Linked DNA regions of Homo sapiens: region 1 is linked to region 2. Evidence: chromatin contacts called from ENCODE POLR2A ChIA-PET data. All regions are on one chromosome and are shown on one strand. Each heading gives the region's core, a stretch centred on a gene start or an enhancer-like site at or near the end of the contact. The rest is flanking DNA. Distances are from core to core; before and after follow the strand shown. Region 1 overlaps GPRIN3 (GPRIN family member 3). Region 2 overlaps AFF1 (ALF transcription elongation factor 1).

Region 1 (3,521 bases), core at 35-2,534, 2.3 Mb after region 2:
AGAATTAAAAATTTTAAATGGAATCTGGTGTGTAAGGCCAAGAAATTGTCTTGTCTTAGATCACCCAGCTGATCCCCACGATATTTCTGCTACGCTAGACCCTTGGGACAGAGATGAGATCATGGCATTGTCATTTAGACAGACTTACTGAATTGACTCTCAATTTTGGAGGAAGGGGTGCACAGTAACTGATTCTCCTCCCTCACCATGGAGAAAACTCTTGGACATTGTCTTCAGGTCCTGGTCCTTTTTCCCTTAGCCAAGAATTACTGGGGAATTAGAAAGAGGAGTTCTGGATTTTTAGCTTCAGCTCTATTAGTGACTAGAAACAGTTATTAACTTCCTTGGGACTCATCTGTAATCATTTATTTCTTTGTAAATAAAGGCAATGGTTTCCAAATCTGGGTACTGGAATCCTTTTGGGACCTTTATAAAAATACAGATTTCTAAGCCCCACCTCCAGATTCAGATTCAGATTCAGATTAGGGTCATTTATAACTGCCTGGTAATAATAATTGGGGCCCCAGATTATGCTGCCAGCTTCAAAATAAAGCCAATAATTTAATTACCGACATGAACAATTAGAAAGCTGTTACTATGTTGCCAACTCCAATATGCCCAGTTAAAAAGCTGTGAAAACTTTTCTCACTGGCATTCAAGAGAGTACGTAATTTAAATTGTAAGAGTGTATACATTTTCTCCCTGAAATTCAGTAATTTCAGAATTTCAATCCAAATGCAGACTCTAAATGTTTTTGTTATTCCAGACTTGACTCTTACGTGCAAAAAGTTAGATTATCACTAATTTGAACACTCTGATATGGATAAGAAAGAGGTCCAAGTCATTTTTATTTTTTTAAAAAAAGCAAAGTTCCATATTTGGTTGCATTCCAAATCAACTAATTCAAGCAGATGAATCTCTGACTTAACTGGCCCTGGTCTTCTGTTTTAAGGTATAGCTTCATTTAAAAGGGTGAAAATATCACAAAATTGTTCTATTCCAGAGAAAAGACACCAAGAGCTGAATGAAGCCCACCAAGAAAATGTTCAGGAACACAAGTAAAGGTTTTCTTCTCTAACTTTGTCTCTTCAGAATAACTGTTAGGGTACAGCAAAACACAAGAATAAATTTTCTAGAAATGCATACAAACATATTTAAATATCTAACTAAGAAGATGGACAAGTCATAGAGCAACTGACGAAAAGAAAATATGGCAGATGCTGCCGTTCCTTTAGGAGTTCATGGCTACCAAGCGATCTGGTTCATCTTCACAGCCTGTCAGTTCCTCACATGACCACCTCGGCCTTCTGTGCCAACGACTGTAGTTGCATTCTGAGAAATGAAATAATCACGCCACAATGTGGTGTATCTCGTAATGTCAATAGTTCAACAGTAACATTCAACTGAACAAGGCCTAACCAGTAAATTACTGCAAAATAAATAAAAAGATGGCAGGAAATGGCAGATTTATGATGTTATGGCCACTCTGGCTAGATTTTCTTAAAGTAGCAGTATTAGGAAAATAGATCTTAGTCATAAAATAATTAACAACTCAAAAAAGGTCAAATATACAGAGCTAGAGAATAAAACAGTGATTACCAGGGTGAAGATGATCAGGGGAGGAAAAGGGGGCATCCAGGTCAAAGGATACAAAGTAGTAGATATAAAAGATGTATACGTTATTTGGTTCCACTACAGACACCGTCACCATTTTACATTTTATGTATATACATGTATACCATTATATATATTTATATATAAAAAATATAAAATATGTATATATGTGTATATATAAAAAATATATAAAATATGTATGTATGTATCTTATAACATCACGTTGTATACTTTAAATATACACAATGAAATTTATTTTTTTAAAAAGTAACTCATGTAATATTTCAGTCCAAGCAGAAATTCTACTGCAGTTCTCTTCCAACTTGATATTTATTTCTTCTTTTCTAAATGATTCTTAAATATAACTGCCATTACTTCCTCATTCTTTGCTTCCTCCTTCTATAGACATGAAATCAGCACCCCTTCCTCACTGCACATCCAGGTCCATCCATCTTTTATAAACTAACTCAAGATCCCCCTCCTCCTTGAAGCCTTTCCAGATTAATTCAGTCCCCAAGGATCTTGCTCTCTGACTTTACTGCCATGTACTCACTAAATTGTAAGTCTTGCCTTCCTCAATCAGGCAATTATGCTATTCAGAATATTGCGGAAAATGCTTGTCTATCAGATCTGTCAGATCTCTTGGTCGGCTCTTGGCATCTTGCAAACTGGGAACATCTCTTCTTTGTATCACTTAAAGCAGTAGCTTTCAGACTTTTTGGAAAATGATGTATAATGAGGTATACATTTTATATCACAGTCCATTATGCAGGCTTGCACACACACACACATACGTATATATATATTTAAGGAATTTCATGAACAATACTTACTCTTCTGTTTTAGTATTTTATTTTTCAAAAATAAAAATGCTGATCAGACTCACTAAACTGACTTCACAGTGTGCTAGTTTGAAAAGCACCATTCTTGAAGGGCACTTAATGATTACTATGGGATTACTGTAACTATTTCTCTCATTTAAAAAATAATTTTTAAAAATGTATGTGGCCTTTGGGGTCTGTTTAGCCTGTGTTCCTGAGTTACTTGTTTGTTCAGTCTGTTTTTTACACTATCATATGTTTGCCTTTTGGAGTCATCTAGGACAAATAAATACTTAGAATATACACTCTTTGTCATTCTTTTCCCCTGAGCCCTATTCTCATAAAAATAAGAATCCTTGAATTTTTATAACTCATTTCTACATAATTCAAACCTCTATTCCCTCATTCTCTCTCTTATTTTTCTAATATGCAAAGTAGGTGGTAGACATTTGTAGATGAAATATTTGAGCCAAAAATAATTAAGACTTTTCCCCCTTTAAGCAGCCTATTGTAAATTAAGGTAAATATAATTTCTAGATATTTGAAGAATATAAATTTGGGTAATCTGAATACCATAGATCCTCAAAATGAATGCATTCACCTAAATCACCCAGATAAAATGGTTTACTGACCAGATGAGTTGGCAGGCCTTTTGGACTTCAGTTTGTAGGTGGATCCTGCTGCCCTCTCCATTCTCGTCTTACCATCTTTATGTACTCACACTGTTTTTCAACCACCTGGAGCTATGTATTTTCCTTGGTCTCTGCTTATTTTGGTCCCCGTGCCAGGAATGTCCTTCCCTCTCTTCTTCACTGGGCTAGGTCCTCTCATCTTTCAGGTCCATGGGAAACTCTCCTTATTCTCTCCACCTCTACCCTGGCCTCCACAGCACCCTGTCAGGGCACTCCACCAGCGGTTGCTGGCAGTGTCCCTCCCAAGTTTTGCAGGCTGAGACTATGTCTTGTTTATTCTTCTATTCCACAATCTAGGACCATGTCCAGTCCAGGATTAAATATATGTTGAATATATCAACATATATTCATGAAAAAGTGAATGAATGAGTGCATAAAGGGCAGGAGCAGCTGC
Region 2 (3,383 bases), core at 222-2,721:
GGCTCACTGCAACCTCCAAGGATGGCATTTTTAAACAGGGATAAAAATGTTAGGAAATGACCGTCATGTGGCAGTTTCTTGAAATAAAAATTTGATTGTTTTAGTGGTTTGTAGTTCTACCAAAACTTAGCCCTGTTTTTAATTTATTTTAATAAAGGCAAAGTGAGTACCATAACAACCTAGCTATGAACTTTAAAATAGAGACTATAGTTTCTAAAACTTAGGCTTAATTGGCACATAAATGTAAACACATTAAACAAGTGTTGAAAAGAAATTCGAGAGGACATTTTTCTTTGGGAGCCATCAAATAAGGGATGTGGTAGAATTTAGAAAGGCCCCCAGGTCAGTGAGGTACAGTTATAAGGAAGTGAAGATTTAGACAGTAAGGAGGGCATTCCACCTGGCTATTAAATATAAAGGTTAATTTACAAAACAACCTTTTGTATGTGTGAAGGACTGTTATGGGAAGTGGGGTGAAAGATGGTCTCTATCTCTGCCAAAAATAGATCTTGAAGAGATAAATAGCAAAGCCCATGAAGGAAAACACAGAAGTGGTGTTCTTTTTTATATATTTAGCAATAGGAAATAATCTTCTGCCTTGGATAGTTTAGGAAGTAGCAGATGGTTTAAGTACCAGTGATATTATGATTATATATTGGTTTTCGTCCATGGTTCCTGGCCCATAACTCCCACAGTCCTTGTTAGTCTTTTGTTATAATGGTGGGGCACTTTAGGCCTCAGGAGACAGAATCTCTCTGTGACCTTCTCTTATCTTCCTTTCACTTGCCCAAGGCAGGACTCTAATCTAATTGTAAGTCTAAAGACTTTTATTCCAGAGAGTTCCTGCCCCATACTCTGGAGGAAGGAATGCTGTACAGAGAGGCCAAGAAAAATCTGAACTGAAGGGTGTTGGTTGATTTAGATCATACCCTTTTTGTCCAGTCACATTTCTACATGGTTGTCAATCTTGCCTACACTATGAAGTCTTCATAAAAGGCCCAAGAGGACTGGGTCTCCAGAGAGCTTCTGGATAGCTGAGCATGTGGAGGTTTAGGGAGAGTGGTGTGCCCAGGGAGGGCATGGAAGCACCACGCCCCTTCCCCCATATCTCACCTTACACATCTCTTCATCTGTGTGCTTTGTAATGTCCTTTACAATAAACCGTTAAACGTTAAGTAGGTGTTTCCTTGAGTTCTGTGAGCCACTCCAGCAAATTAATTGAAACCGTGGGATCCCAACTTGAAACCAGTCTATCAGAAGTTCTGGAGGTCCAGACCTGTGACTGGTGTCTGAAGGGGTCGGGGGGGGGCAGTCTTGGGGACTGAGCCCTCAACCTGTGGGATCTGACTCCATCTCCAGGTAGTTGTGTAGATAGTAGGAAAATCTCCTCCTCCCACGTTTGATCACAGAAGTCTTCTGTGTTGACGATTGTTGTGTGAGAGCAGAGGAAAAACACAGAATTTTTTGAAAACAGCACCTTTTTCTCAAGGGATTCTGTGGCTTCTTGAAAAAATGTGATCACAATAAACTACTGTAGGAACTGAAAGTTTTTGTCCTTTGTGTATCACAGCTATATTTAATTACATAAAGTTGCTTCAAAGATCTGCATTCATTATCACCTCATCTCTTTTGTACTTCTCTTCACAGTTATTTTCAAATGAATGTATTGAGTTATAGACCTTTGTGGCATAATGATTGCTTTTATGAATGTTTCACGACCATGTAAGAAAGAACGTATTTGCTTTATTTTCAGAGTCCAGAGATAAATGTGGTTTTGTATCTTATTTCTGTATTCTTATTTTGTCTGTTTGATCTGCCATGGACTAAGAGATGAATAAAAGCCTCATATGAGTACACTGCTATCTTAAGTTTCTTTGCAAATGTTGATGCCATGTTTTTGTTTTGTTTTGTTTTGTTTCAGATGGAGTCTTGCTCTGTTGCCCAGGCTGGAGTGCAGTGGCGCAATTTCGGCTCACTGTAACCTCCACCTCCTGGGTTCAAGGGATTCTCCTGCCTCAGCCTCCTGAGTAGCTGGGACTACAGGCACGTGCCAACATGTCCGGCTAATTTTTTGTATTTTTAGTGGAGACAGGGTTTCACTGTGTTAGCCAGGATGTTCTCAGTCTCCTGACCTCATGATCCGCCTGCCTCAGCCTCTCAAAATGCTGGGATTACAGGCGGGATTACCATGCCCAGTAATGCCATGTTTTTGATGCACAGGTAGTCATCATTGTTAACGTCGTCTTTTCAAATTGTCCTGTTTGGCAATATTAGTTTTTAATGTATTCTTCCAGAAGGTTTCTTTGAGTATAGGTGATATTTCTTAAAAAGATGTGTATCTTTTAATATATTCTGCATGCGGATTTTATTTTGGTTTAAGGAGTGATGGAAGATTTCTGAACCCTTCCTCTCTTCCCCAAGACTCACCATTCTGTTCTCTATATTTAAGCGCCATCATCAAATTCACTGTACCTTTGTATGCGTTTTAATATATGATCGGGCTGATTGCCCTTCTTTACCCTTCTGAGGTGCACTCTCAGAATTTTTGTGGCTGTTTTCTCATGTAATTTTTCTGAGTCTTCTGTCAAACAACTTGGGGCCTTGTAATAGGATGACTTCCTAACAAATTTGTAAAACCTCATCCTGTTTTTCAGAAGTACTAAAGTTTTAAATGGATTACCGTGTTCTTTGTAGATTTTCATGGAATGGGAAAGGCTAAAGTAGAGGGCCAGGGACTCCTGAGTCACTCACCAGACACCACTCATTTATCTTGGAGACATTAGGGAAATCCTGTTTGCCTCAGTTTATCCAGAAGTAAAAATGTACATTTGCTCTTGTCATAAATGAATGTATTTTTAATGTAACTCTGTAAGAGTGGAATCATATTTCTATAGGTGATTTACATCTGGCTTTAGGCAGAAGCAGTGTTTCACAGTATCATTGTTTCTGTGGATAGTATCCCACTTTCTGGCAGACTTGATTGAATCAGTATGCCTTGGAAATAATAGATGTAATTTAGGCTCTTTAGAATCTTTTTTTGTAGTTCAGTAAAACAAAACTAATTGTAAGTTAATTGTAATTAAAAGAGAAATGTCTTCCTGAATCTCAGTAATTTGTCTAAACATTTTCTTTTTGTTCCCTTTCAATCTTTTATTTATGCATTAAATTTTTTCACATTGTTGACTTATTCTTTATGTGTGTTTGATAAGTGATTTAGTCAACACATAGGGGAAAAAGGGGTTGGGATTACTTTAGACTGTTATGATTTTTGAGATTGTCATTTTGAAGAGGAACAGATAAATCTTTCACATCTTTATGCTTAGAAATGCCATGCTAGGGCGGGCGCAGTGGCACGCGCCTGTAATCTCAGCACTTTGGGAGGC

The links. ChIA-PET counts read pairs that join two places held with the same protein, here RNA polymerase II (POLR2A).
Region 1: POLR2A ChIA-PET joins it to region 2 with 10 read pairs in T-cell. The contact joins two enhancer-like sites. POLR2A ChIA-PET finds 5 or more read pairs at or near these places in 2 of 52 experiments (T-cell and activated CD4-positive, alpha-beta T cell).

Annotation. Positions count from the first base shown.
Region 1 is chr4:89,302,012-89,305,532 of GRCh38, forward strand. All of the region lies in intron 1 of GPRIN3 (GPRIN family member 3), which reads right to left. Among named protein-coding and RNA genes, the nearest start is that of GPRIN3, 4.0 kb to the right of the region's middle. Within about 2 kb of position 1,285, at least 10 of the 41 ENCODE cell types and tissues checked have a DNase peak (open chromatin) inside an H3K27ac peak, as active enhancers do.
Region 2 is chr4:87,018,585-87,021,967 of GRCh38, forward strand. The region is part of intron 2 of AFF1 (ALF transcription elongation factor 1); the gene reads left to right. Among named protein-coding and RNA genes, the nearest start is that of AFF1, 85 kb to the left of the region's middle. Within about 2 kb of position 1,472, at least 3 of the 41 ENCODE cell types and tissues checked have a DNase peak (open chromatin) inside an H3K27ac peak, as active enhancers do.